2 separate regions of the Homo sapiens genome follow, and region 2 is linked to region 1. A link is a loop called in an ENCODE intact Hi-C map of the cell type or tissue named here. Cell type or tissue: A673. All regions are shown on one strand. Each heading gives the region's core, and the rest is flanking DNA. Links, peaks and the distances in the headings are about the cores only.

Region 1 (16,152 bases), core at 4,493-12,492:
ATGAAATCGGAGACCCTTATTCTAAGTGAAGTAACTGAGGAATGGAAAACCAAACATCATATGTTCTCACTAAGCTATGAAGATGCGAAGGCATAAGAATGGTACAATGGACTTTGGGGCATTGGGGGAAAGGATAGGAGCGGGGCGAGGAATAAAACACTACACATTGGGTAGGTACAGTGTACACTGCTCTGGTGATGGGTGCACCAAAATCTCAGAAATCACCACTGAAGAACTTACTCATGTAATGAAACACCACCTGTTCTCCAAAAACCTATGGAAATAAAACATAAAAATAAAAAAAAAATAAAAAAATAAAAAGTAAAGAACTTATCTTTAGGTGGTACCAGGAACGGGCAAGACGGAGGCAGATGTGAGAGAAGTTAGAGAACACAGGCAAAGAAGGATAAGGACAAGTCAAAGAGTCCCCTAAGCTGTTGTTCCTAAGTTCTGTTTTATATTTTTTGCTGTGGTGCCATGAGGAGAAGCTAGTGGCTATATGAAACTTCACACCACACGGGACATCCAGCACAAACATTCTGGACCTCAGCAGACACGCTGGAACTTGCCACACAAACGTGGGGGCCACACACCTATTTAGAGCTAGTGTTTCATAGCCTGAGGGGAGGGGAACAGAGGGATCTGAGGAGAAGCTTCTGGAGAATGCCTGTATTTAAGATGTAGATAGAGAATTACTGGTCAGATAGAAAAATCTGAGGAGAGGTAAAGTTTTGAGACTGAGGGACAAGGAGTATTGAATGCCAAAGGGGATTCTAAAATGGATAATCGATGGGCCCTCATTCATTCATTGTGCTTTCAATAGTAACCCAATTCTACTTCTAGCCAGGATTGGTCTAATTAGGTGATGTGACTCTTCCAAGGGATCAAGTCCAAGCTCCATGCCTACTCAATGGTGCCAGATGTGGTGGGGAATAAAAGAGCTTCTTTCCCTTGGTAAACTGAAATTTCGATCAAATGAAAGAGGACATGAAATCGACTGCCACCATGTGCCAGCACCAGAAGTGCTATCAGATTCCAACAGTGCATTCACTGAGCGATGTAGTCATTCAGTAAATATATAGTAAGTATGTATCAAAGGCCTGCTGTGTATCGGGCTCTGGAGCAGGCAACGAGAATACAAGGCTAAAGATGGATATTCCCGGCACTTGGGAAGCTTAGAGTGCTACAGGGAAGACAGGCATTAAACAAATAAGAAAGCAATTATCCATGAATTACAATTCTGGTGAATTTCATGAAGAAGCAGTGCAAAGTGCTATCAGCGTATTGGAGAGGGATCTGGGTCTTTCTGGAGAGTCCAGGACATTTTCCTGAGAAAGAGACATTTAAGCTGATATTTGGGAGATGCATTACAGCAAAATTGTAGGAAGAAGAGGCAAAAGGAAAAGGGCCTAGAGACAAGAAGGACTATTTCTTCTTTGAATAATAGAAAAAAAGGTCAATAGGATGAAGCACAGAAAGAGAGAGGGGACAGAAGAAACTGAAGGGACAGTGAGGTGGTCAGGGTGATAGGACCCAGCAAGAATGCCAGCTTGAGTCTGGTCAACTTCAGCAGTGGAGAGCCATTGAGAGGTTTTAAACACAATCAGGTTTTGCTGCAGAATGAACAGTGAATGAGACGGTTATTATAATTGGGCTATTATAATATCTGAGGCAAGAGATGATGGTTGCTGGAAATACACAAATGTGAGCGATATTGAATGAGTCACATAAACCAGAATTGTGACTGAATATAAGAGCATCAGAAAGTGAAGATGGCGATGACGAGCGTCGGGTTTCTGGTAAAAAGTCAGGAGTTTCTCCCCTCCCCACCACCTCAAATGCCTTCCAATATACATAGAATAAAATCTAAAATCCTTGACGTGGACCTTCAACTCCCTCTATTTGCTGGCTCCAGACTCCTTCTCCAACTTGATTTTCTCCCTGCCTTATCCACATCTCTGCACATCCACTGCTGTGGCCTACGTGCTGTTCCTGAAGCACATGAGATACACAAGACACCAGAGAGACTGCAGATTCAGTTCCAGGCCACCACAATCAAGCAGATATTGGAACAGCAAGTCACAGAAATTTTTTGGTTTCCCAGTACACACAAAAGTTTTGTATATACTATAAATATATACATACTTAAGTGTATACTTACGTGTGCAATGGCAGTGTGTCTAAAAAGAAGAACATTAGATTAAATTAATTTAAAAATTAATTAATGCTGGTTACAGTGGCTCACACCTGTAATCCCAGCATTTTGGGAGGCCAAGGCAGGCAGATCACTTGAGGTCAGGAGTTTGAGACCAGCCTGGCCAATATGATGAAACCCCTTCTCCACTAAAAATAAAAAATTAGCCAGAAGTGGTGGCACATGCCTGTGGTCCCAGCTACTTGGGGGAGGCTGAGGCAGGAGAATTGCTTGAACCTGGGAGGCAGAGGCTGCACTGAACCGAGACTCTGTCCCCCCCAAAAAAAATTAAAAATAAAAATAAATTAACTAAAAGTACCTTTTTGCTTAAAAAATGCTAATCATCATCTGAGGCTTCAGGAGGTGGTAATCTTTTTCCCAGTCATAATCTTTTTTTCCAGAAATCATCATCTCTTACCTGGAATATTATAATAGCCCAATTGTAATAACCTTGCCTTGATGGTTGTGGCTGCTGACAGATCAGTGTTGTTATTGATGAAGGTTAGAGTGGCTGTGGCCATATCTTAAAAAAAAAAAAGATAACAATGAAGTTTACCTCATCATAAAAATATTTCTCTGTAGCATATGATGCTGTTGGATAGCTTGTTACTTCATAGTAGAACTTCTTTCAAAATTGGAGTCAATTCTCACAAACCACACACTGCTTAATCAATTATGTTTATGTAATATCCTAAATTCTTGGTTGTCATTTGAACAATGCTCACAGCATCTTCATCAGGAGTAGATTCCATCTCAGGAAACCACGTTCTTTGCTCATCCATTAGAAGCAAAGTTTGTTTGTTTGTTTGTTTGTTTGTTTTGAGACAGAGTCTTGCTCTTGTTGCCCAGGCTGGAGTGTAATCATGCGATCTCTGCTCACTGCAAACTCCGCCTCCCAGGATCAAGCACTTCTCCTGCCTCAGCCTCCTGCGTAGCTGGGATTACAGGCATGCACCACCACACCCGGCTAATTTTGTATTTTTAGTGGAGACAGGGTTTCTCCATGTTGGTCAGGCTGGTCTTGAACTCCTGACCTCAGGTGATCCACCCGTCTCGGCCTCCCAAAGTGCTTGGATTACAGGCATGAACCACTGTGCCCAGCCAGAAGCAACTTCTTATGCACTCAACAATTCAGTCCCATCTTCAGCCTCCACTTCTAAGTCTAGTTCTTTTACTATTTCTACCACATCTACAGTTACTTCCTCCACAGATAACTTAAACCCCTCAAAGTCATCCATAAGAGTAGGAATAAGTTTCTTTCAAACCCCTGTTAATGTGGATATTTTCAGCTCTTCCCATGAATCATGAATGCTCCTAATGGCATATAGAATGGTGAATCCTTTCCAGAAGGTTTTCAGTTTACTTTGCCCAGATGCATCAGAGGAATCACTGTTTATGATAGTAATAGCCTTACAAAATGTACGTATTTAAATAATGAGACTTGAAAGTCACTATCACTGCTTAATCCATGGGCTACAGAATAGATGTGTTAGCAGGCATGGCAACAACATTAATCTTCTTCTACATCTCCATCAGAGCTCTTGGGTGACCAGGTGCATTGTCAATGAGTAGTAATATTTTGAAAACCTGTTTGGAAGTTCTAGCAGGGGAGTGCAGCTAATCTTATATCCATGACTGAAGACTGGTCTTCCTCTATTGGGGATGGTCGTCCTCTTCATCCGAATGTACAGCTTCAGGAAGGACACACACAGAGTGGTAAGGGAGGAAGGCAACACCCGTCTAGCCAGCCAGATCACAGAATCAACCTTGGCAATCAATGGGGTGAGAGATGTTGCAGCCAGATTGCCCTCACATCCAATGAGCAGTAATATTTTGAAAGAACCTTTTTTTTTTTTCTGAGCAGTAGGTCTCAACAGTGGGCTTAAAATATTCAGTAAATCATGCTATAAACTGATATACTGTCATCTAGCCTTTATTGTTCCATTTATAAAGCATAAGTAAAGTAGATTTAGCATAACTTTTAAGGGCCCCAGTATCTTCTGAATGGTAAATACACACTGATTTCAACTTAAAGTCACCAGCTTCATTAGCCCTTTTCAAGAGAGTCAGCCTGTCCCTTAAAGTTTTAAAGCCGGCATTGACTTATCCTCTCTAACTATAAAAGTCCTAGATGGCGTCTTCTTCCAACAGAAGGCTGTTTTGTCTATATTGGAAATCTGTTGTTTAGTGAAGCCATCTTCATCCATGATCTCAGCTAGATCTTCTGAATATCTTGCTGCAGCTTCTACGTGAGCACTTGATGCTTCACCTTGCACTTTTGTGGTATGGAGGCAGCTTCTTTTCTTAAACCTCATTAACCAACCCCTCCAAGCTTCAGACTTTTCCTTTGTGGTTTCCTCACCTCTCTCAGCCATTACAGAATTAATGACAATTAGTGCCCTGCTCTGGATTAGGCTTTGTCTTAAGAGAATTTTGTGGCTGGTTTGATCTCCTATCCAGACCACAATAACTTTCTTCACATTATTAACAAGGCTATCTTGTTTTCTTAACATTCATATGTTCACCAGTGGCACTTTAAATTTCCTTCAAAAACTTTCTATTTGCATTCACAACTTGGCTATTTGATGCAAGAGGCCAGCTTTCAGCCCATCACGCTTACAAGCTATCTCAGCTTTGAACATATCTTTTTCACTAAGCTTAATTATTTCTAGATTTTGACTTAAAGTGAGAGACATTGAACTCTTCCTTCCACCCGAACGCTTAGGGGCCATTGTAGGTTATTAATTGGCCTAACTTCAATATGTTGCATTGCAGGATATCGGGAGATCCAAGGAGAAAAAGAGAGACAGAGAATGTTCAGTGTAGCAATAAGAACCTACACGTTTATTAATTAAGTGTGCTGTCTTATATGGGCATGGCTTATGGTGCTCCAAAACAATTACAAAGTCACATCAAAGATCACTGATCACAGTGCTATAACAGATATAATAATAATAAAGTTTGAAATATTTGTGTCACAGAGGCGTGAAGTGAGCATATGCTGTGGGAAAAATGGTGCTGATAGACTTGCTTTGAGCAGGGTTACCACAAACCTTCAATTTGTAAAAAAATAAAGTCATAAAATAAAAATGCAATGTCTGTGAAGCATAATAAAACAAGGTTTACCTGCATTTTCACTTATGGGGCTTTGCTCCATACCTGCCTGGTTTCCAGCAACATTTTCTTCCCATTAGTTCTCCTCCCATCACATTTCAAAACATAAGTCTGATAATGTCATTTCCCTGCTAAAAACTTAAAACCTATCATTGGTACAAAATTGACATGGGATAAAGTCCAAGTCCCCTAATAGGGTTTCTCAAAACTGTCCACTAATAAAAGCTAATACTGGACAGGATTAAATGAGAGACTCCACAGGCTTTGCGGACACAGGGAGTGATGCCTCGTAAAATTTCTTTATATTCTCAAGTTTTACGTTAAAAACTCAAGCTAAGTTGGCATTTATTATATAATATAGCCATATTTACTTAAACATGAAGATACTTTTTTAAACTGTGGTAAAATGCATATAACATATAATTTACTATCATAAGCATTTCTAAGCATACCATTTAGTAATGTTGAGTGCATTTCCATTATCATGCTACCATCGCTACCATTCATCTCCAGAACCTTTTTTCATCTTGAGTAACTGAAAGTCTGCATCCATTAAACACTAATTTCTCATTTCTCCCTTCCCCCACCCCAGGAAACCACCGTTCTACTTTCTGTCTCTATGAATTTGACTATTCTATGTACCTCAAGTAAGTGTAATCATACAGTATTTACCTTTTTGTTTCTGGCTTATTTCACTTAGCATAATATTCTTAAGGTCTATCCATGTTGTAGCATGTGTCAAGATTTTTTTGTTTTTTAAGTCTGCATAATACTCTATTGCATGTATATATCACATTTTGTCTATTCATTCACCTATCCATGGACACTTGAGTGACTTCCACATTTTGGCTACTGTGATTAATACTGCTCTGAATATTGGCATACAAATATCTCTCAAGTCACTGCTTTCATTTCTTTTGTGTATATACTCAGAAGTGGAATTGCTGGATCATATGTTAAATCTATGGGTAATTTTTTAGAAACTGCCATACTGTTTTCTGTAGCAACTTCATCATTTTACATTAACAACAATAGTACATGAGGGTTCCAATTTCTCCACATCCTCACTGACACGTATGTTTTTTGTTTGGGGATTTTTTTTAGTAGTAACCATCTTAATGGAAGTGAGGTGATATCTCATTGTGATTTTGATTTGCATTTCCTGAATGATCAGTGATGTGGGAGCACCTTTTCATGTGTGTGGACACTTTTACAGCCTCTGTTGAATTGATGCTCTCAGAATCCCCAGCTCCCGCATACATGCGCCACATCGAGATCTGAGCAGACATTCAGAGCCCTCCAGCTTGAGTGCTCACCTACCTTTTCACCCTGAGCTCTGCTCCTTCACAGGCACGACCTTGGAAAATCTTTCATACCAACACAACAACAGTCAACACAGAAGACTTCCGTGACCCCAAAATATCTGGAGATTCCTTCCCACCAGCAGGCAAGCAGTCAATTCTGCAGGGGACATGAACTAGGCATCCTCCAGTTCACTTCCCACGTTATCCACCTGGAGATAGCATCAGATCCCACACATTGAGGACTCAGTCCCCAAGACTGTCCCTGACTTCAGACACCAGTCACAAGTCCAGACCTCAAGAACTTCTGACTGATCAGCTTAAAGTTATGGTTCCCATGACCCTAACTTAGTTTGCTGGAGCAGCTCACAGAACTCAGGGAAACATTTACTTATGCTTACTGGTTTAATACAAAGGATATTACAAAGGACACAGATTAAGAGATGCATAGGGCAAGGTCCTGAGCTTCCATGTCCTCCTTGGGTATGCCACCATCCAGGAACCTCCACATGTTCAGATATCCAGAAGTTCTCTGAATCCTGTCCTCTTGGGTTTTTATGGAGGCCCGATTACATAAGCATGATTGCTTAAACCATTGGTTTAATGGCTCTCAGTGATGAACTTGACCTTTAGCCCCTCTCCCCACCAAGGACACTGAGGGCAGGTTGGGCTGAAAGCTCCAATCCTCCAACCATGCCTCTGTCTTTCCCTTGACAAGCCCCGCCCTGAAGCTCTCAGTCAACATTAGCATACAACAAGACAGTACTTTGGCGATTCCAAGGATTTTAGGAGTTGCATGGCAGCAAATGGGATGAAGACCAAATATATATTTCACAAAATAACTGGTGCCATATACTCTGGGGATTTCCAGTGCTGTACTTTTTATGCTACATGGCCTACCCTCTTTCACCTCCTGCTCTTTGTACATGGTTTCCTCTGATTGGAGGCCTTTCTTTCTTTCCCACTTATTCATCTTTCAGGGCTAATTATAAATCTTCCCTACCACTATATTGGTCCTTGTTCAACATTTTTGGAGAGATTAATTACCCTCACTTCTAATTCCCATAATACTTTTTTCCCACTTTTTCCATTCAGCCAGTATCATGATTGTGTCATTTTCCTCATGAGACTGGCTTTATCATCTTTGCAACCTCAGCTGGGAGCCCAGGGCCTGACTCATGATTGAAGCTCCAAGAAATGTCTGCTTAGTGAACAGATGGAGAGGGCTTTGCAAATGGGAAGAGTATGAGCCAAGTTATGGAGTGAGGAGCAGGACTCAATTTCAGAAAAGTTAGTGCCTGCAGAATTTACATCTACATAAAAGTATGGGGATTTGCAAAGTTTAAGACATTGCAGATAGCTGGACATTTGAATTCTTCAGAGGCTAGAGATCTCACCGATGTGACCTGGCCTCACATAAGGAACATTCAATAGCTCAATCAAAGCCAAAGAGTGAAGAGCAGAGGGACTGATGGCTTACAGAAAGAGCTTACAGCTTGCCTAGCAAGAGTCAATAAAACTTTAAAATCAATATGCTGATGAACTGCCAGCTAGAAAACGTCACGGAATAGGTTGATATGGCCATAAGGGATCTAAGAATAATCTTGTACTGCAGTATTCTAGTCCCGTCCCTCATCACCATCCCCAGGTATCTGAATACTACAAAATCTCTGTAAGCTCAGTGGTTCCTTATAGAAAAGACAATAAAAGTTATATTTTCACAGATTTTATTCAACAATAAAAGTGATGGATAATTATGGAGAAAATTTAGAAAACACAAGTAAAGCTAAAAAAAAAATCGGAAACTGTCTAGAGGTTACCACAATTAACAATTACATGAGCTTCCTTCCTTCCTTCCTTCCTTCCTTCCTTCCTTCCTTCCTTCCTTCCTTCCTTCCTTCCTTTTTTTTGTAGAGACGGAGTCTCGTTCTGTCACCCAGGCTGGAGTGCAGTGGCACAATCTCAGCTCACTGCAACCTCCGCCTCCCAGGTTTAAGCAATTCTCCTGCCTCAGCGCCCCCCTGAGTAGCTGGGACTACAGGCACATGCCGCCACGCCCGATTAATTTCTTTTGTATTTTAGTAGAGACGGGGTTTCACCGTGTTGCCCAGGCTGGTCTCGAACTCTGAGCTCAGGCAATCCCCCAACCTCAGCCTCTCAAAGTGCTAGGATTATAGGCATGAGCCACCACACCTGGCTGAGATCCCATTGTTTCTTAAGCACATGTTTTGGCATGACTGAGGCAATTCTTGACATGTATTTGGTATATTTCTTTTTTAATGAAACAGCATTGACTTATGTTGCAGAAAACTCTTTGCAAGCATCATTTTTAAAAGCTACATAAGTCCCTCATTAAAGCATAATTTATTAAACATTCTTCTGTTTTTGGACACTTATTTAAAATATTAAACTGAATATTTACATTCATGAAACTTTTAGAAATGTTTTGTGTTAGTTCCTTAAATAATGTGAAATAAAGATGCTTAATGCCCACCTACCAGTGCTACTTTGAGGGTTACGAGACATTAACCCTCCTACTATACACTTTTATGCATCCTGAAATCTGAGGATAAGTAATATAATTTTGATTTAATATTGATAGAATAAGAAAAAAATTAATAATAACAGAGTTGAAATCAGGGGACCAAAATTCATTCTAGCCAGTAAAATATAACCAAATTGTCACAAAACTTGTCTCAGTGAAGTACATTCCTCACCACATTTTTTTATGATCTCATCTTTCTAGAATATGGTAGAAATATTATCATTCTAATCATATGCATATATGTAGATGTGCACACGTACACATAGTTGATTATAAAAAACTATATTGCCACTATTTCAGTTTAAATACTGTTAAACCATTCTACATACCACAAAATAATAAAGAGCATATTATGATTCATCTGAAAGAACCAGCCCAAATTACAATCAGCCAAAGTGCATTCAAGCACAGAAGCGATCTTCAATAATTTAAATACAGCCTTTAGTTAAATTAAAAATGCTTATCAAAAAGGTTTTGATGACTCAATTTTAATAAGTTTAATAAATTATCTCTAAATCATTATCTTTTACAAATAATTTGATTTTATAAAATAACCTTTATCAAAACTCCCTCTGAATTGCATGTGTCTGAAAATAGAAGAAATGTTAACCTGTTTTTCATGGTTTAGAGAGCCTATATTTTTAACTTCTTCAGCTTTTGAGTCTATTAGTCTACTGTATTTTTCTACGGCGCACCATGGATAGAGCATGGATGCCATCTACTAGGCAGCTATCATGGCATTGATAGAAAATTTCTAGTAGAAAGGAACAATGCCCGTTTAATTGAAATTTAACAGCAAGTAAAAATGTGCAACATCCAAATAGACCCTGAAAATCCACTGTGATCCCCAAGACTCAGAGGTGAGGTGCAATTCTGAAAATAGAAAGCCAATCAGAAATTGCTTAGCTGAAGAAAGTGGCTTAAGAGGCTTCTGCTTTTAGGCTGAGCTTATCAGAATGGGAATTACCTTTACTGGAAATAAATCACATTGTTTTCTTCACAGGTGGCTCAATTTAGCTGTTTAATCTGAGAGAAATGATAGACTTAAGAGCAGAGGAAAAATCTCTTGGTTCATCAGGTTTGGAGGAGTATGAAAAATACTTTATCTCTGTTTCAATATTTCTATCTGATAATCAGTTGTGTAGACTGTAATTTCAGAGTAATTTGAAGCATAGAAAATAGAGTCTTACAAATAGGTGTGTCTTGGAGTGTCATATAGATGGCAGCAGGCTAAGGTATTTGTTTAGAAATAATATTTTGTTTTTACTGTCAGGTTTAATAACTTGCCCGAAATATATGTGTACATATTTTCTCAGACAGTTTTCCAAAGGAAAAGGTCATTCAATTTTGATGACTGGCCGCATAATGTACTCTATTTGGTCAAGGCAGGAAACTAGCTGAGGTAGGAAAAAGATAGTTTAGAAAACCATGCATGCTTTAAACTAAGAATACCTAAAAGTAATGCAAATCTAAATCTTTATTTGGTTGAACTCTATTACAATTATGTAAACTGCAAATGTAAATGTGATGGACACAACTCAAAAGTAAATGTAAGAAAAATATATTAAATTTAATACAGAAATAATTATAATGCTTAATAGAGAACAATGAGTCCATGCCTATGTTTAGAAAATATAGCACGTTAGAAAACACATATAATGCAAGAAAAATTATTAACACTTTCTCATAACAACATATTTTGCATGCAATACCATAAGTTGAACTAGCAAAATAACAAGAAGTATGTGGTTTTAATTGATTTATCTAATTATGTGACATAAAGCCTAGGAATTGACTTAAGGGAAAATCCTAACAGGGTAAAATGCACAGTCTGAAGAGAATGGAAAGCTGGGAAACGTCCTGAGAAAATGCTATACCCAAGAAACAAATGTTTTAAAATAAAAGGCAAAAATAGGCCAGGCGCGGTGGCTCACGCCTGTAATCCCAACACTTTGGGAGGCCGAGGCAGGCAGATCACGAGGTCAGGAGATCAAGGCCATCCTGGCTAACATGGTGAAACCCCGTCTCTACTAAAAAAATACAAAACAATTAGCCGGGCGTGGTGGCGGGTGCCTGTGGTCCCAGCTACTCAGGAGGCTGAGGCAGGAGAATGGCATGAACCCGGGAGGCAGAACTTGCAGTGAGCCGAGATCGCACCACTGCATTCCAGCCTGGGCAATAGAGCAAGACTCCATATCAAAAAAAAAGGCAGAAATAAATGAAATTTTAAAAGTGATGCATTAACAATACTTTTAATCTGTAATGTTACGATAAATCGGCATTCTGATTAATTATGAATTAGAACTTTAGGCTGAATGTGCTCAAGAGCTTTTTGACTTGAATGTTCCATTTCCATGTACCATATTTAATGTGGGCGGTGGGGGGAACAATGACCATGTTGGGGCCCTAGTCCATTCGCAGTGCCTGTCTCTCTGTTTCTAGATTCCTTGAAAGAAGAGACTTATGCTTGTGGGTGTGTATCTGCCCTTCCACCTCAGGGCTCCACAGCATTTTGGTAAAACAGGCGTTCAACAGACATTTATGCAAGACATCATTGATCGTTAACAGAGGCAGTTCTAGAAAGCTACCGACACCTCTCCACAGGGTCTGGAGTAAATTGGGAATGTATAATACTTTCTGAGCTACCTGAGGTAGCTATGAGGAAGACAGGACAAGATGGTAAGGATGGAGCTGAAGAGGAATACAGGCTAAAGGGAAAGGATCAACTACTCCCCCCATTTCACACCCCTACGGAAAAATGCTGTGTTGTGTCCGACACTGCTCCAGGAACTTGGGGATACAGCAGAAAACAAAACCAAAATGGCGGCAAGGAGGAACCTAAACTTTTAATCCAATGGAGGCAGACAGATGATAAATGCAGTAAATAAGTAAATTTTGAGTTTCTCGGAGGGATAAAATTGCTTTAAGATAAGAAGGATGGGGCATGCATTGGTTAGCTTGTAATTTAGTTATCAAGGGAAGGAAAAGTCCAGGTATTGAGGACAGCAAACACAAAAAGCCTTGATGCAGGGGTGGGTCTGGTGGGGTTCATGGAATAGTAGACTGATTTTTCCCTTCAAGTAGGTAAGAAAGAATAATAGACCTTTGTGGGTTTCTGGCTATTTCTTGACAAAAGCAAGCCTTATTGGTGCATTTGCTTTAAAGACATCTGAATTATTCTACCAGATAAAAAAACAAGAAGGGCCTACAATCTGCCCCGTACACAGATGACACTAGAAAGGAGTCAGGCCTGCTGCAGGCTGAGGGTGGGAATTTTTCATGGCAGAGATGAAAAGTCGGAACAAATCATTAAGGCTTAACTCCAAGAGAGAAGGCCACAAAGGAGCTGTCTTAAAAGAATGACGGAGGCACAGCTAAAGGAGAAATGTGAGCGTACCCAAATGTAGACAGGAAGCTCAAAAATCAGTAAACTTTGCATTTGGTAAAGGCAAATGGCATTGTAAGGATTTGAGAGATAACCTTTCTGTCTCCTAATGCATGATTTCCTTATTCTAAATTATTCCATGTTACGGAAAAATGGAACTAAGGAAAGGAACTAATGAGTGCTATATAGGCAGAAACCCCATTTCTTGAACGCAGTTCCTGTTTTAATCTCTTTTCACCTCTTCCTCCAATTATAGATGTAGTTTCCTTTTAACAGTATTGGGAAAGTAGTTGAAAGTGTCAAAAATCAAGAGAAAGGTGAGATGAGCTGAGGTTGCTTCTCTGAGAAACGTCTCCACAAGCTGCCATTTTGATGAGGAAACTGGTGACTCATTAGAACGTCTCTTCTATATGATGGCAGACAGGCTGGTTTGCTGACTACAGGGATAAACACAAATGACAACATTTCACCACGTTAATAGACAATAGAGTCACGGGCCAATTGGAGATCAGCTCATTTCAATGCAGAAAATGATTACACATGCAAACAAACAAAAAGTAAGACAGGTAAACTCCTTGGCATGTAATACAGCTCTGGATTATTCAATGTAATGATTTGGGGAGTGCAAATGCTATGACTTCTTAATCCATGCATGGATTTTTATACATGGATGTATGTTCATGTAAATATATAGTGTTAAGCAGGAGATCATGTTTCACACAGTCCTTCTCCTCTTCCTTCCTCTTCTGCAATAGTGGATAAAATTAGATTATTTGAGAAAATGATATTAGCACTCATCCAAAATATGGGTATGGAAATGTAAATAATAATGTATGCGACCAGAATTTGTAACCTTGAAACAGTACAGGTTTTGGTTGAGAAGATAATACATCAAACTGCCTTAAAACTCCCACCACTTTGCCCCAGGAAAGTTGATTAAAAAAGATTTTGGATTTTTTTTGAGTCAAGTGGGTAAACTCAGAGATATCTGTAAAGCTCTCTGTCCTGAATTCCTTAGCAAGGTGAGAATCAGACCTCCAAGGACCTGGGGTAACCTGTCTCATACTACCTGCCAAAAAGTGTTAATTTCCTGATCACTGAATATGTCTAAGTGAATTCTTTATTTTATTTTATTTTATTTTATTTTATTTTATTTTATTTTATTTTTTCAGATGGAGTTTCCCTCTTCTGTCACCCAGGCTGGAGTGCTGGAGTGCAGTGGCACAATTTCGGTTCACTGAAACCTCTGCCTCCCAGACTCAAGTGTCCTCCTGCTTCAGCCTCCAGAGTAGCTGGGACTACAGGAGTGCACCACCATGCCTGACTAATTTTTGTCACAATTTAAAGACATTAGAAATGTATTTATGTCACCTGAGAACTAGCTTTTTCTGGCTGCAGATATGTTAGCTTGCTCAACTCCTAGATTTCCAGAATAAACTCTTAATTTCCTCTTTAGCTAAATGATAGTGTAGTTCAGAGGGTATGTTAGATGACCAATGAATGCTTTTTACATCTTAGCACTATTTAGCCACTGCCTTGCCAACCACAACCCAAACTCCAGATTCAGGCCTACCGTCTTTTCTTGACGCTCTTCTAGAGAGAGAAGAAAATGTTATTGATCCACAACTTTGGGGAAGATAAGCATGAGGCAGAGTCAGCTTGGAATTGAGTGAGTCCTGTGAAGGTTTTCCATCTCAGATGCCTAACAGGGCCTTCACACATGAAAATTATTAAGTTTCACAATTATGTGTTAGTTTAAGCAAATACTTGGAAGGCAATTCACAAGTGTATTTAGGCCTCTTTATAAGAGGGATTGCTATGCACAGGGGGATTTAAAAAACACCAGCTTTACTGGGCTAGTTTCTTGTGTAACGATTGTAATATATTACATTTGCATATATTTTAAAGCCAGCAAAACTCTTTCACAAATGGCTTGTCATTGCCAAGCATGTGTTAGAAATGATTGAGAACTCTACAAAGTGAATTAAAAGTGCAAAAATGCTACATATTTTTATCATGAAAAATGAAACCAAATGTTTTAAAAGCCGAATATTTTAGGACAATATATGGTAATAATCAATCAATGGTTTCAGCCTTAGTTTTACTACTGGTCTACTTTGGGCTTAAAGTTGACGTCTCATTGCATTGAAAATTATTTGATAAGAGAAAATAAAATACATTTTACCAACATGAAAGGGTACCAATAACAAGAAAATTGTGGACAGGTGCGGTGATTCACGCCTGCAATCCTAGCACTTTGGGAGGCCGATGCAGGTGTATTACCTGAGCTCAGGAGATCAAGACCAGCCTGGGCAACATGGTGAAACCCCGTCTCTACTAAAATACAAAAAATTAGCTGGGTGTGGTGGTAGGCACCTGTAATCCCAGCTACTCTGGAGGCTGAAACAGGAGAATCACTTGAACCCAGGAGGTGGAGATTGAAGTGAGCCGAGATCACGCCATTGCACTCCAGCCTGGGCGACTGAGCAAGACTCAGTCTCAAAGAAAAGAAAAGAAAAGAAAAGAAAATTGTAAGGAGTTTTCTCAATTAATAACCCAAATAAGAGAATTCTTTCCATGTATCAATCATGATACTAAGCACTTTACACACATGTATGTTATGTAATCATTATATCATGCATGCAAGGTAATGAGTATTATTTTCCTCATTTTATAAAAGAGGAAACTGATGTTTGAGGCTACTTTGCTTAAGACCACAGAACTAGCAAAGGAAAAGAGAAGTGAATGTATCCCTGATCCCCTTTAACACTTCTTACACAGCCTCCCCACAATGTCCAGTATTAACTTCATAAATGAGCCATACCACCAATATGAGAAAATAAGAAATGTCCACATGTGCCAATTATTCATGTATGATCTCTTAGCTCCTTCTATATTTTGCCCTGTAATGTTGGCATTGAGACGCTGTGAACTGCCTTTCCAAGATTCCTTTCTTAGCTGGCTTTTTGATGGATTCTGTCAATATGAGGCACTACAGGAAAATTGGAATGAGAGAGACGACAGAAGGGACTTCTGACAGCTACCATTGTAGTACCAGTTGAGCTTCCTGGCAGCAGTTATTTCCAGCCTCCAGCTTCTTCAGGCATTCTCAGAACCAGTGTTATCAAACCTTCTCCAAGGTATCAGCACCAACTAGTCATGCTCAGTGGGGCTCCTCGTCCAAGCTCCTTGTTCTTGAAGTTCAACACTTCTCTTTGTTCACTCAGCCCTAGAAGTGATTGATGGCTCCGTTCGTTATCTTGGTTTCTTCGGTGTTCTTTTCTTCTCTTTTTCTTTTCTTTTTGCCTCCTCCTACTACAAAACCTGTACAGCCAATTTCAATAAGCTCTATTCAAATATTTGGTTTGGTTTCTCTTTTCCTGTAAGACCCTGGAAAAAACAGTACTTGGTACCATGAATAAGACACTCAAAGGAGATATTCTAGGATTGATTTGGTTATGTCTTTGCACATGAGCACAGCCAGTGAAAAATAGGATACTGCTGATCCCTGTCATGCAGTGACAGTGGGATGAATTAAATTATCATCTTTGTTTGCATAGAGTGAAGCACCTTTTGAAGCAAGTGCTTTGGAAGACCAAGTAGCTGATGTGCT
Region 2 (16,152 bases), core at 3,748-11,747, 230 kb before region 1:
ATAAATTTTGTAAAATATGTTATTTATAACATTGTCATTTCCGACAGTGGTATCATGGGTGTGAGAACATTCAACTACAAAAAATAGTCACAGAAGCATGAAAATTAGAGCTTAAAGAAATGTAAGAACACATCTGGTTTAATCCCCTCTCTTTAAAGATGGAGAAATGAAGATACAGAAAGGCAATGGGCCTTGTTTCTGGTGGCTCAGCCATTTAAGGGTAAAGCCCTGGCATACTGATGGTGTGTGGAAGCAACAGAAGAACTTTCTTCAGGCTACTGGTGTAAAGTTTCTATGGCCTAACTATGCAATCTTATGTGATACTCAGTGAAATGTCTTTGAAATTTTTATGTAAAGAATATTTTATGAGTACAAACTTCCACTAACTAGAAAACTCTATATTATGGATTGAATGTTTGTGTCCCCGCAAGACTTATATATTGAAACCCTAACCCCCAATGTATCAATATTTGGAGATTGGGCCTCTAAGGAAGTAAGGTTAAATGAGGTCATAAGAGTGGGGCCCTGATCCAATAGAATTAGTGCCCTTATTAGAAGACACACCGGAGAGTTCCAGAGAGCACACTCCCTTTCTCTCTTTCTCCCTCTCCCCCAATCCAGCATGCATAAAAACATCATCTTAGCATACAGAAAGATGGCGGCCACCTACAAGTCCAGAGAAGAGACATCAGAATGAAACCTACCTTGCCAGCTCAGATTTTGCAATATGTTTTGTAATATTACATCCATAAATATGAGTTACATTATATCCATGGAATGTTATGTCATGGGCTTTCCATCCTCCAGAACCATGAGAAATACATTTGTTATTAAACCACCCAATTTGTAGTATTTCGTTATGGCAGACTGAGCAGTCTAATGCACTATAATAATTCATGTGAGATTTACCTAAATTTCCCGCTTTTTAATTTTATACAAAGAACTGTTTTTTTGGGTTTTTTTTAGCAAACACATAGTATTAAGTAAAAGAAAAAGAAACTTTTTAGGACAATGATTTCCTAATATGGGTAGGGATACGACAATCAGTTTGGAAGTGCATATTCTCACATTATTACTATTGCAATGAATATTCCTGTAGGTGAAGTTCTGCATGTATCCTTGATTATTTTCTCAGAAAAATTATTGGAATGGTACTTGCTGGACCAAAGTATGCACTTTTTAAGGCTTTGAAGTAGTAAGCTTTCGCAGAAATATTGACTGCAGATTATACTACTCTCCGGAAATTAGCTTTGCAACATAGGTGGGTATGTCAATGGATAAGAGGCAGGAAAGAGGGCTGCTGTATGTACTCATAGGTAACTGCCTCTCACATTTGGAGAACTCAGCTTAGGTTGTGATTCTAAAAGTGCACTTGGGAATCTAAGAGAGAATGAGGTAAAGGGAAGAGAAAGAACCTGCTCTCACATTTGTTTACTGAAGACAAATTGCCAAAGTACTACAATTAGAAGATACCCTGCTCCCTAAAAATTATTACCCCCCAAAGTCTCTACAACCTAATTAAAATGTAAGGTTTGTTTTTTGTTTTTTTGAGATGGAGTCCCACTCTATTGCCCAGGCTGGAGTGCAATGGTGCAATCTCGGCTCACTGCAACCTCTGCTTCCTGGGTTCAAGTAATTCTCCTGCCTCAGCCTCCCAAGTAACTAGGATTATAGGCATGCACCACCGTGCCTGGCTAATTTTTGTATTTTTAGTAGAGAGAGGGTTTCACCATATTGGTCAGGCTCGTCTTGAACTCCTGACCTCAGGTGATCCACCTGCCTCAGCCTCCCAAAGTGCCAGGATTACAGGCTTAAGCCATTGCACCTGGCCTCAAATGAAAGTTATTATTGGTCAATTAAAAATAAAATTAACTTTAAAAAAAGATAAGCAGAATTCATGTGTGAATCTGACCTGAAATCAGGCTTCCTGAACTGGGGCATTGATTCAAACTACTTTCTCTTTCCTTTCTTTTTTTTTTTTTTTTTTCTTCTTTCTTTTTAAATTTAGGAACCTAAGACCAGTTTGCTACAAGAATACAATTGGTATTCCCCACAGTCACCCTCACAAGGGACACTTACAAAGCACACTCCAATCTCAGCCATTACTGACTGACAAGGTAAGAATTTTATATTTTACATCGCTTCATATCAAGAAATTCTTCAAAATGATAACTGATGCAGTTAAGCTTCCCAGAAAATGAACAGTTTGGAGGATTAGGCTAGAAAACCTGGTCACCTTTTGAAAATCTCCAGCTAGTAGCCACAAGGGGAATTTTTGAACTGCAAAGGTGAGCTTTGCAGGCCTGCACCTTGACCCCTGTCTCAGTCTGGGGCTCAGGAATTGAAGGCTGTATGATTTTATTTGAAATGTCTACCTGGCATGGAGCAAGGACAACAAAAAAAAAATTGAAAGTGTAAAAAAAGAAAAGCTATTATATCTTACAGCAGTACCTCCTGTAGTAATGAACTTTAAAACCAGTATGTTTAAACGCTTCCACACATAGGCACGCCCTCCCATCCACTTTGCACTACTCATACCTTCACATGCTAAGAAAAGTTACATTTTAAAAGGAGAGAAAGTATATCATAGAGATATACTAATCCTCTAATTCCTTAGAGGAGCGAATAACCTTTTCTCTTGATATAGGAACCAAGCATTGATCTGTCACACTGTTTGTTCTAGCAGAGCTCCCAGAGGCACATTCAGTTTGAAACGTTAAGGCTAGTTCATTAGGCGTCCCTGGCTCCTTTCTCTGAGAGAATCAAGATAACACCGTGGTTAGTTAATGGCTTTCTCTTGTTTCCCCCAGAGCCTGCCTGTCTGAAGCCTGCAGGCCCGAGAAGCTTCTTTCTCCCTTCTCTTGGCTATTAGTCACAGCTGGTAAGGCTCACAGGAACCGAGACTGTTTGAAAACAGTTGGATCACGAAAACGTTTGAGTCTTTCTGCTGCAAGCAACAAACTTGGCCCAGGCTGCCACAAGGAGATGGAGTGGGAGTGGGGGTGGCGATGGGATGCACCAGGAACGAAGGAAGAAAGGGAAATTGCTAACCACCTCACTTCAAAATCTTCTCTGAGGGAGCCCGTGGTAAGCACCCTTGCTGGGAAGGTGGACGGACTAACTTTTAAAATGAAGTGATGTTGCCTCTTGGGGCTAATGTCTTCTGCCCAGCACCCAATGTCCTCACCTGGAACCCCGTATTCTGGAAATGGGGCAGTGGGGGCAGAAGCTAATGGTGAGACCCTAGAATGCAGTGAGCTACCTTCGGCTGCTGCAATTCTCCAAGACCTGCCCACCCCTTTTTCTTCTATACTTACTTTGTACAGAACCAGTGGGGGAGGAAAGAAAAAAAAGAAGTTAGGTATTAGGTATTATAGATAAACTCAAAATCCAAAACCCAACCCATAGACCTCTCTCATGTCCAGGGGTAGAACTGCTGAATGAGAAACATGATGCCCTACAAGTATGACCTGACTTTTAATAGCCCTGTTATCTGGTTGTTCAAGGCACTACCTCACAAAAGCAGCTCCGGGAAAACCAAATCATTTTAGATTCTGCCTCTCATAGGACCTTGGCAAACTACTAACAGGGCCCATATGTCTACCTGTTCCCTGGAGTGGCTGGTGTGCTCCCCTGCAAAGGAGATGCTAAGACGGTCCATGATGCTGTCGGTGATGACAATGATGTCATCACCAGTAACAAATCACGCTTTGTCACTGCCCTGATCTTGAGTCATGAATACTATGGTGGCATTGGGTTTATGAGAACAGGAAACATATATGCTTTGGGGTCAAGTTTAAATACAAGCTGGAAGAGTTTCATTTCCCTTTCAGGGTGCCTACAGGATTCATATTATACTGAGAAATCACAGAGGAAAGTTTTATGAGGGATCAGGTCAAGCCCATGAAAGTAATGGGGCTCTTCACGTCACCTCTTTCGGGGCAGTCTGAAGCTGGTTCCATATCTGGCTTGGATTTTTCAGATAATAACCTTGCCTCTTCTTAAATGGTTTGAGAAAATGTAGGTTCTTCCTCTGAATTTGGAACATGCCAATGACTTACCAGACATGACAAATACAGGAGGGTATACAGATTTCTAGATTCTAACTTGTTGAAAGATAAAACAAAAAGCCACTCAAACACACTTTCATTCTTTTTCCAAAAATGGAAATATGTGTGTCACATTTCTAATTTACAAGGTCTATTGCAATTATGTTTTAGGCTATTATCCTGGTTCAAATGTCACAGATAGAAGATAATAAAAACAAGAAGAAATAAAATTCAAGATCCATTAGAACACTTCTGGATTGTCCATTACAGCATGTATTACCCAACAGAAAGATGATCACTAATAGATGACAAGCTATTTAATTTTATGTTTACTTTTGGAAGGATGCAGGTACTGTGCAGGGTTTCTACAACACATCAGCATTGCTTACACCAGTACTTCAAATATGAGTTATTTAATCACCCAAGTTAAATGAAAATAACCAAATGATTAAATAAAATCAAGTCATACTTCATGTGAAGACTTTACTTCGGCTTATAATTTGGGAGACTTTCCCTAACGTTGCCATGTTCCACATTAATGTATTGCATAATATTGGCCAGGCGTGGTGGCTCACGCCTGTAATCCCAGCACTTTGGGCAGCTGAGGCGGGCAGATCACAAGGTCAGGAGTTTGAGACCATCCTGCCTAACATGGTGAAACCCCGTCTCTACTAAAAATACAAAAAAAATTAGGCGTGGTGGCCAGCGCCTGTAGTCTCAGCTACTCAGGAGGCTGAGGCAGGAGAATGGCGTGAACCTGGGAGGCGGGGCTTGCAGTGAGCCAAGATCGCACCACTGCACTCCAGCCTGAGCGAGAGAGCGAGACTCCATCTAAATATATATATATACACACACATACATACACATATATACACATATATACATATATATACACATATATGTATATACACACACACATATATACACATACATATATATGTATCTATACACATACATATATATACATATACACATATATATACATATATATATTGCATAATGTTATCTGACAACCTATTCTGTGGGGGAATGTTTCTATGAGTATGCATGAAGTTACATTAGTGTTGTTCATTTATTCATCAGGCACCAATTACAACTGCATTATTTAATGCAACTCATTCTCAGCACTTTTGGTCCTGGTAACTTTATCCTTATTCTCTTCTTTCTGCATCACTCCTTCTTCAGTGTGTATTCTTCCTCACATTCTCTGCACAGTAATTGTCCATGGTCTCAGTCATTGGTTCTATTGATCTGTATTTTCCTCCCCAGAGACAAAAAGCACTATGTCCATTCACAAAGGCTACATCAGATTCCGTTCCACTTTGCCTTCATTGAACACTTACTATATTCATAGCATGTCTTTTTCTGGTCACTGCAGGAAATATAAAGATAAATAAGTCTCAATGCCTGCTGTCTTGGCAGATGAAATGATAATAATGATATAATAACTGAAAACACTTATTTAGCACTAATTACAGGCCATTCTAAGTGCTCCATACACATGAACTCATTTAATCTTTAAGGAATCCTTTGACAGAGTCACTATCATTATCCTCATTGTGCAGAGAAGGAAACAAAGACATAAGAGAGGTTGGGTTATTGCTCAGTGTCGTACAAGGATAAAATGACCATGGTGCAAAGGGAAATTGAAAAGTTGTATGCAGAAGACACAAACAAAAAGATCATGGAGAATCAACTGATGGGGCAGGGTAGGGGAGGAGACCATAGGCCATATTTCCTAAAAAGACAACCTATGAACAAAAATTTTACAGTAAAATTTAAAGACTTGTTATGTTCTTAGAACTTACAATGAATATTTTGTTTCACATAATTCCAACCAAATCCCCATTTCACCAGTGAGAAATTAGAAACTTAGAAAATGGGTTTGCTAGCCAGGCATGGTGGCTCATGCCTGTAATCCCAGCACTTCGGGACGCTGAGGCGGACAGATCACCTAAAGTCAGGAGTTTGAGACCAGCCTGGCCAACATGGCGAAACCCCATCTCTACTAAAAATACAAAAAAAATAGCTAGGCGTGGTGGTGGTCGCCTGTAATCCCAGCTACTCGGGAGGCTGAGGCAAGAGTATCGCTTGAACCTGGGAGTTGGAGGTTGCAGTGAGCCGAGATTGCAGCATTGCACTCCAGCCTGGGTGACAGAACAGGACACTGTCTCAAAAAAAAAAAGAAAAAAGAAAAAAGAAAATAGGTTTGCTAATGTTAAAATGCAATACCAGAGTTTAAACCTAGGGCAGTCTTAACCCAACATCCATGTTTTTAGCCACTCTACTAAACTGCTTGTATCTCCAAGGTAGATGGTAAAGGATGAGTTAAATTTTGAAAGCCAGAATTAGGAGGAGAGGATAATATAAGTGAAGAAGTATGAGTATAAAATCAATGAGGAGGTTTGCCAGAAATAGAGAAAGGGTGAGTTTACCTATTCATGCTGCAGCAAGAATGCATGACACATACATGACAGATAGGAGGCACACAGATGGACTTTTACAGTCTCTGGGGAGGTACGATAGTCCATGAGACACTGACACCTGGTGTAATGTGGCAAGAGTGAGCCTGAGATGCTTGTGTAGAGAAATAGGGAAACAGATAAGAAAAGAAAGATGGGCTGGGCGTGGTGGTTCACTCCTGTAATTCCAGAACTTTGGAAGGCCAAGGTGGGCAGATCACCTGAGGTCAGGAGGAGTTCGAGACCAGCCTGGACAACATGGTGAAACCCTGTCTCTAATAAAAATACAAAAATTAGTCAGGCATGGTAGCATGCCGCTATAATCCCAGTTACTCGAGAAGCTGAGGCACGAGAATCGCTTGAAACTGGGAGGCGGAGGTTGCAGTGAGCTGAGATCTCGCCATTGTACTCCAACCTGGGCAACAGAGCGAGACAAAGAAAAGAAAAGAAAAGGGAAGAAAAGGGAGGGGAAAAAGAAAAGAAAAGAGAGGAAGGAAGGAAGGAAGGGAAAAGAGAGAGAAAGAAGAAAGAAAAAGAGAGAAAGAAGAGAAAGAAAAAAAGAAAGAAAAAGAAAGAAAAAAGAAAGAAAAAGAAAGAGAAAGAAAGAAAGAAAAGAAAAAGAAAAAGAGAGAGAAGGATATATCATAATATCACAACGGGCCTTAAATGCCAAGCTAAGACATTTTAACTGACTATGTCATGCAGTGAGCAGCTACTTTCTATTATTTAGAAGAATGCATGATAGGAATTATGGTTTAGTAGCACTAATTAGACAATGAGATATATTGGGGGAAGTAACAGAAGGAGCATTTTTGAAGTCCTTAAAAATAACTTAAAAAAATCTATGGGTATTTGAATACCAATGGGGACTGTGATAATCAAAAAGAGGGGATAAATCCAAAAGTGACTATTGAAATAGAATACATATTTCTGATGTTGATGGGCTTAAAGGAAGGACTGAACAATGATTGCCAAGTTTCCACACTGATTGACTCGTAAAACAATGGTGTGGTGCCTACAGCAAAGGTCAAGAAAGCATGACGTCGCCAGGCGTGGTAGCTCACGCCTGTAATCCCAGCACTTTGGGAGGCTGAGGTGGGCAGATCACCTGAGGTCAGGAGTTTGAGACCATCCTAGCTAACAACCCCATCTCTACTAAAGTACAAAAAATTAGCTGGGCGTTGTGGCACGCCTGTAGTCCCAGCTACTCGGGAGGCTGAGGCAGGAGAATCGCTTGAACCCGGGAGGTGGAGGTTACAGTGAGCCGAGATCGCTCCACTGCACTCCAGCCTGGGTGACAGAGCGAGACTCCGTCAAAGAAAAAAAAAAAGAAAGAAGGCAGGGAGGGAGGGAGGGAGGAAGGGTGAGTGGGAGGGAGGGAGGGAGGAAGGAAGGAAGGAAGGAAGGAAAGAAGGAATCGTGATGCCTACTTAATGTTATGCTCAAAAAGATGAGTTTGAATTTTGAAGTACTTGATTTGAGACACCCACCCAGCATTCCACTGGAGCAGTCCAGCAGGCACTTAAAATGTGGGTCTGTGCTCATGGAAGAAGTTGGAATGGGAAACTTAAATTTTAAAATAAACTTTAAAAAATTGTTTTAGATTTGCAGAAAATTGTGAAGATACTATGAAAGGTTTCCATATACCCTGCACCCAGTTCTATTATTAACATCTTGCATAACTATGGTACATTTTTTTAAATTGATGAGCCAATAATTATATGTTCTTATTCACTAAAGTCCATAATTCATTCAGATTTCCTTAGTTCTTACTTAATGTCCTTTTTCTGTTCCAGGATCTCATGCAGGATACTGCATTACGATCAGTTGTCATGTCCCCTTAGGCTCATTTTGACTGTTAGAGATTCTTAGACTTTCACTGTTTTTTTATGACATTGACTAATTAAGGAGGACTGGTTAGGAATTTTGTAGAAAGTCAGTCTTTTGGGATTTGTCTGAAGTTTTTCTCATGGTTAGACTGGGATTATGTGTCTTTGGAAGGAAGACCACAAAGGTAAAATGTCATTCTCATCACATCAAGGGTATATATTATCAATATGACTGATCATATTGATGTTAACGTTCATCATTGTGTGTAGAGCTGGTTTGTTTCTTTAGTTGCTCAGTTTTGTTTCTTAGCACTTTCTTACCTTCTGCCACTGCAAGATGCTTCAGGATCATCTTGCATATTTCTTGCCCTGGGCTTAGAATCAGTCCTTTCTCTGAGGATCCCTGGTTCCTTTTTATCTGGGCACTAGATGTGGCCATTGCCACTGGAATGGCCTTGCTTCTAAGTCCTCCTAGATAACAGAGCAAGGAAATATGTGTGTGTATACTAACCCAAGTACACATACAGATCTATAAATATTTTATATGTAACCATCTGTGTCTATATTAAGTAAACATGACTTTATACTGATGTGTCCAATTCTAATTCATGATCACGTGGGTCATCCTAGCTTCCTCTCCTTGCTTATCTGTAAAGTCCCACTCTAACAGGAGAAATCTGGCTGTCACCATTGCTATTCATTTACTTAATTGCCCAACATCAGCAGACATTTTTCGTGGTATTAGAATTGTTAGTCGACACCTCAGTGAAACCGCCTTCTCACTGAAGCACAGGGCTTATGTACACTTTCTTTTCACTTTAGTTTCATGGACTCTGCTCATTTCCAAAGTACATAGGTCAGCCTCTCCTCCCCATCCCCAACCAGAATACATTTTGAGAAGCTTAATTTGCACAAAAATGATGGCAAATAACAAGAGTTTAGATGAATTTGATGAAGGAGTACAGGACCAAAGGCACATTTTGAGGAAATGCTGTAGTTTTTTGAAAGGGTAGGAGAAGATGGAACAAGTGACAAATGATAGTTAAAAAAATAAAGAAAGAAAGAAATAGGAGGAGAATGAAGAGGGGACAGTGGTACAGCAGAAACTGGTAGGAAGTTTTACAGAAGAAAGGCTGGTTAGTTGGATCATCAGGAGCATAAAGTTGGACACAGGTTCTCACATCTATGGCCAGACATGAGCTTCCTACGTGAGACCATTTCGTTTTTACAAATGTCCACCAAAGACACTCCCTATTTTGGGTTCCTGTTGTATATTCTCAAGTAATGTCTTCATTTCACCCCCAAATAAACTTCTCCCCCCATTCTCTTCCTCCTCCTCGTCCGTCTCCACTTATTTTCTTCCTCCTCTCCTCTTTCAGTCATCACGTTTTTCTAGCATCACCCAGTCTAGTTTACCTAGATTTTCAAGACTTGATCTTCCATTCATTATTCTTCAAATAAAATGATCAAATAGAATTTCCTTCCAAGAGCCTCTTGATCCTGTATTCTCCAGAAGTAGTGAGATGTTCCCTGTGGAAACTCCCATCATATTTTACTTCCCCTGCTACACCAGTGCTGTTTGTTAACTTCTCTATCTTTTGCGAGCCTGTCAACTGCATAAGAAGAAGACCATGTTTACTTCAGTCACCATTGAATATGCCAGTAGAGTATATGACATATGGTAAGCACTTGATAAATAGTTGGTACATAAACACACCCACAATAAGAACCCTTTGCCCTTGCCATGTCAGTCTGACCCACAAATGATATATCTGTGGTCATCTTTGAGACCTATTTATTTAATTATCCTTTTTTCTCATCATCATCAACCAGAACCTACCCATCCTTCAGCTTTTCAATGATCCCTTTCACTTCCCAATTTGTAAAATATTCATGGTTATTCAGTTGCTCATTTTGCTTTACCATGATTTAATTTTTTCATGAGTCCTTGTTTATGACATCAGCAAAGGATAAAATCTATATTTAACAGTAGAAAACATTTATTGAACACCAACACTATATATGTAGGAAGACTTGTTCTTTATCATTTAGAGACTTGTTATGTGGCTATGTTAACAGGGACATGGAATGATGAGGGAGTACTTGAAAAGTAACATAGGGGAAAGCATGTGGCAGAATACAGACTTGCTTAGTAATTGCAAATGGAAAATAAAGCCCAACTTTGGGTAAAAATTGTCAGGAAAGGTAAGAGAAAGTTACTGAGTCATGGGAACTTTTTGGTGGTGGAACAAATACAGCATCCCTTGGAGATGTTGCAGGTTTGGTTCTCTAATAAAGCTAATATCACAATAAAGCAAGTCACATGACTGTTGGTTTCCCAGTGCATATAAAAGTTATATTTAAACTTTTTTTAAACACTGTAGGTCTATTAAGTATGTGATAGCATTATGTCTATAAAAAAGTACATACCTTAATTAAAAATACTTTATTGCTAAAACATACTAATGATCATCTGAGCCTTTGGCAAATTATAATCTTTTTGCTAGAAGAGGGTTTCCTTTGATGTTGATGGCTATCGATTATCAGGGTAGTGGTTGCTGAAGGTAATATGGCTGTGGTAATTCCTTAAGACAACAATTAAAATTGCCCCACTGATTGACTCTTCTGTTCATGAGAGATTTCTCTGCAGTATGTGATACTGTTTAATAGCATTTTACCCACAGTAGAACTTCTTTCAAAACCAGAGCCAACCGCTCAAAGCCTGCCACTGCCATATCAACTAAATTTATATAATATTCTAAATCACTGGTTGTCGTTTCAACAATGTTCACAACGTCTTCACCAGGAGAACATTCCATCTCCAGAAACCACTTTCTTTGCTCACCCATAAGAAGCAACTCCTCATCCATTCAAGTTTTAGAATGAGAATGCAGCAAATCTGTCACATCTTCAGCCTTCACATCTTCACATCTAATTCCCACTCTCTTGCTATTTCCACCACATCTTCAGTTACTTCCTCCACTAAAGTCTTTAACCCTTCAAAGTCATCCATGAGTGTTGAAATCAACTTCTTCCAAACTCCTGTTAATGTTGACATTTTGACTTCCTCTCATGAATCACAAATGTTCTTATTGGCATCTACAATGATGAATCCTTTTCCAGAAGATTTTCCATTTACTTTGCCCAGATCCATCAAAGGAATCACTATCTGTGGCAGCTGTAGGCTTACAGAAGGTATTTTTTAAATAATATGAATTGAAAGTTGAAATTACTGCTCGATCCATGGGATGTAGAATGAATGTTAGACTAGCAGGCATGACAACAACATTAATCTCCAAGTATATCTTCATCAAAGCTCTAAGGTGACCAGGTACATTGTCAATGAGCAGGAAAATTTTGAAAGGAATTTTTTTTTTTTTCTGAAGACTAGGTCTTAACAGTGGACTTAAAATATTCAATAAACCATGCTATAAACAGATTTACTGTCACCCAGTCCTTGTTTTTTTCATTTAGAGGGCATAGGCAGAGTAGTCTTAGCATAATTATTCATGGCTCTAGCATTTTCTGCATGGTAAATGAGCATCGGTTTCAACTTAAAGTCACTAGCTGCATTCGCTCCTCACATGAGAGTCAGCCTGTCTTTTGAAGCTTTGAAGCCAGGAATTGACTTCTCTTCTGTAGCTAATGAAGTCCCAGATCAGTAGTCTTAGCTAGATCTTCTAGATAACTTACTTAAGTGTCTACATCAGCACTTGCTGCTTCGCCTTGCACTTTTATGTTATGGAGATGGCTTGTTTCCTTAAACCTCATGAACCAAGCTCTGCTATCTGCAAACTTTTCTTCTACAGCCTTCTTACCTCTCTCCAGCCTTCATAAAATTAAAGAGAGATAGAGTCTTTCTCTGAATTAGGCTTTGGCATAAGGGAATGTTCTGACTAGTTTAATCTTCTATCTATGCCACTGAAACTTTCTCCATATCAGCAATAAGTCTTTTTCACTTGTTTTCATTTTTGTGTTCACCAGAGTAGCACTTTTAATTTTCTTCGGGACCGTTTTCTTCACATTCACAATGTGGCTAACTGGCACAAAAGGCCTAGCTTTCAGCCTATTTTGGCTTTCAACATGACTTCTTCACTAATCTTATTCATTTCTAGTGTTTTATTTAAAAGGTCTGTGACTCTTCACTTGAACACTTAGAGCCATTGTAGGGTTATTAACTGTCCTCATTTCTATCTTGTTGTGTCTGAGAGAACAGAGAGACCCAAGAAGTGGGAGACAGACAGGAAAACAGTCTATTGCTGGAACACTCAGAACACACACATTTATTAAGTTTGCTGCCTTCTATGGGTGCAGTTGGTGGTGCTGCAAAACAGCTGCAACAGTAGCAGTAAAACTCACTAACTGCAGATCATCATAACATATATAATAATAAAGAAAAAATTTAAATATTATAATTACCAAAATCTGACACAGAGACATTAAGCGAGCACATGATATTGGAAAAATGGTGTCAATAGACTTGTTCCATGCACATTTGCCACAAACTTTCAATATGTAAAGCATGCAATATCTATGAAGTACAATAAAACAAAGTGCAATAAAACAAAATATGCCCATACAGGAAACTGACTGCTCTTTCTTATCTGTTTTGCTGGTCTCCTTCAGAGTCAGAGTGGTTAAAAAATAAAACAAAACAAAACAAACAAACAAAAAAAGGTTGTCAGAAGGTCTGACTCCAAGTGAGCCTTGGGTCATGGTTGACTAGTTGTATAACCCTGGGCAAGTCACATAACTCCACCAAGCATCAGTTACTCCTCACTCAGATGGTGTCTTAATGTTAGCCTACTTCTCAGGGACTGTATTAAAGTGCAGATGCCAGTGAACGGTTTTCAAGGGGAGTGGGTAATGGTGAAAGAAGAATCAACACAGATTCCTAGATTTCGAGGCCTCAACCTACATGCAAAGAGTACTGTCATTGACTGAGATGAGAAAACCAGAAGAGGAGGTGGTTTAGGTGTGGAGGGAGGAGAAAGTTGGGGAGCCAGTGAATCACAAGTGCCCTTCTCAACATGCTCCATTTGTGATACCCATTAGATAGCGGGCTTCCTCCTGCTTAATTCAGATCTCTGCTTCCTGACACATTAACCCAAATGCCATGCTCAGTCACTTTCTCTTTCTAGTTTCACTTCAATTTTTTCTTAGAATATATCCCTTTTTGAAATTACGTTAGATTTCTATTTGTTTGTTTGTTTTTTATGTCCCCCATTAGAATGTGCATACTACAAGGACAAGTATTTTGTGTTGTTCACTATAAAGCCTCTAATGCCCGGTACAGTGGATGGCAGATTGTGGATATTTAACAACGAATGAAAAAAATAAATGAAGGAATGAGTCTAAGGAGAGATGTGGATAGAACTTTTGGATATAGGAGTTTGGGGATCATGGGTCAGATCAAAACTTAAAAAAAAAAAAACTTACTGGTTTCCTGCAATCAAATATGATATAAAGTCATGAGAATATGGATGGATAAGAAAAAGAGGAGAAAATGCCAGTTAAGGAAGGTTGAGAGACTTGCCGACACCAAAGAACATACGTGGAGGAGACAGGTTTAAGTTTAGTTGCTTGTTGCCTTCTGAGCTGAGGCTTTGAAGTGCTGCTCTGTCCTGCCTCCTCCAATGGGGGAGTGATCCTTGCCCAGACCCCACCCCTCCACCCTCCAAGAAAATCACCCTCACCCATGCCCTCCACCAGACCTTCAACAAGATCTGAGGCAGCTTCATGTTGACACACTATGAGTGAGAGTAGCTTGTTGAATTTAAAAGATGTTTGTATTTGTGTAGGGAAAGAAATTTGTAATTCAAAAGAACCTATTTTTAACAGCAGAATTTAAGTTTCAGCCTCAGAGCACTCTCAGAGATTGTTAAAGCAGAAAGCCTTAGGTGTCTGTCTAGTCACTGCGGATAGTTGCTTGTCAACAGTTGAATATGAAAACTCTTATTCCCAGAAGATCGGTGACCAGGGAACTCTGTGATCTCATCCTAGTTTTTCTACTCAGGAATTCCCCAGGGTCTTTCTACAAGTAGAGTGATAGCCCAAAATAAAGCCAAAATAGTGTCTTTTGCTATTGGTTTTGCTACTCAACTAAGGAAACAGAAAGAGAGGGATAGGCTCCACGTTCCCTGCCAGGTACTTAAGTGGAAAACCATCTGCACTATTTCAATGTAAGTGTAATGTCCCTGGTTAAGATCTTGCAGCCCACTGCACTTGAAAGGCCCAGAAATTCATGAATACAGACTGATTTTTGTTAAGCTGGGTACACTGAGTTAGTTCTTGAGCTTGGAATGCTTGCAAAAAAGAATCAAACACACTGTCAGGAAATCAGGGCTCCTTTAAGGGCGCAAAAAAAAATAGAACATCTTTCTCATTTGCTTCAGGGGACAAGCAACCTAACATGCCATTTTCCCTACAGAGTCTGTGATCAAGAGTTTTAGGAGATCTGAATTCATGACAAAATTAAAAAAGCAAAAAGTTCAGAACATTCAATCTGCTCAGCAATTCACTTTGTGATGTTCTTCTGTGGTGTAATCAATGCTGAAACTTGACTCACAATACCAAGAAGGGCATGGGTTATGTCTTCATTACAGGAACGAGGCCTTTTTGTCGAATTCTCATTTATAACTTGTTCTCCTATTGTAATATTTTATTAAAGAAATTAGCATTCACAGAAAACATCACTTTCATAAGATCTTTACAGTAATAACAACAACAAAGTAACAGCTTTGCAAACCAGACAGAACGTATGAGTCTCCCTACCGTTTAGCAAGACAATTTTTTATTTTGCTCGTAAGGTGCAAATTCATGTCAGCATTAATTCATGTAAGCATTTGTATTTCAAAAGCTGTGGTTGGATCACATCATTGTGTCATAATTTGTAGAACAGGAAAAATGAATATTTTTTAAAGTAGTTTGATTAAATATAGTGAAACCAAGCTTGAGCCACAGGAGAGTAATTTCAACAGAGTAGTTCTACAACAGCGAACTGAAGAGGATTAAGCTTGACAAATCCTTTCATTTGAAGGCTTTATATGCATGTGTTCTTCTTAGACATTGGGCAAAGCAAGATGGCAACAGCCAATTTGAAACAACAATGAACAATTGTCACCTTAGACACCCATGAAGGCTTAATTTTGCTTCCTGAAGAATCTCCCACAAAGCATTGAAATCCATCTTTACTCCTTCCAGTTAATGCTGTAGTCTATTAAACACACAGTTTAGCACCAAGGTTACTCGAAGACACCATTAAAGTCAGTCTTGAATAATGTATTTATATTTGCTTTTGGGGATGAGGATGGTAGTGGGCTGTATGCAAACTTGTAAAATAAAACTTAGAGTGTCTGAAAGAACTTCATTTCACATATGACCTTTTACAGTAATTGGATCTGAATTATAATCAGTCACCTGAATCCTGAAATAGATAAAATAGTTTTTTAATGTTAAAAAGTTTTAGCCCTTCGTTGATTATCTATCAGTGCTTACAGTCCTGTGAAAATAAGATAAATGAGAAATTTGGTCTCTAATTAGACTTCACTAGATTTACAGCTTTTAATTTATACGCCAATGCAGCTCAGGCCGGCACTGACGCAGATAGAGATGGAGCCACAGTTTTCAATTGATTTAACAATTTAATTGCAGCATTAACATCCATTAACATTTAACTAACCTTTTAAACTAACCTCAGGCACAACCTTAAAGACTAAATGAAGTAAAATTGCATATAAAAAGGTACTAACATACAGCTGTAAGAAGCCAAAGTGAATCTTGAGGGAGATTTAGCACTGCTTCCTCACATCA

What was found. Hi-C counts contacts between places; a loop is a spot of excess contacts. Peaks named below come from ENCODE experiments on the same cell type or tissue, not always from the same donor. Only the 100,000 strongest peaks of a DNase experiment are listed, where the experiment ranks them.
Region 2: a loop joins it to region 1, with 17 times the contacts of the local background. A loop is called at or near these places in 2 of 110 quality-filtered maps.

What each region holds. Positions count from the first base shown.
Region 1 is chr15:96,829,928-96,846,079 of GRCh38, reverse strand. It overlaps the pseudogene RN7SKP181. Among named protein-coding and RNA genes, the nearest start is that of SPATA8, 55 kb to the right of the region's middle. In A673, for the core only: no CTCF peak of the experiment used is centred there; DNase peaks (open chromatin) are centred at 7,779, 8,309 and 8,639; H3K27ac peaks cover 5,476 bases.
Region 2 is chr15:97,059,435-97,075,586 of GRCh38, reverse strand. It overlaps LOC105371004 (a long non-coding RNA gene), which reads left to right. Exons shown (of 5, transcript XR_932683.2): 3 at 2,009-2,117; 4 at 2,811-3,087; 5 at 4,221-4,522. Among named protein-coding and RNA genes, the nearest start is that of LINC02253, 170 kb to the left of the region's middle. In A673, for the core only: CTCF peaks have their summits at 6,561 (motif pointing left) and 8,731; DNase peaks (open chromatin) are centred at 7,256, 7,396, 7,956, 8,336 and 3 weaker places; H3K27ac peaks cover 6,787 bases.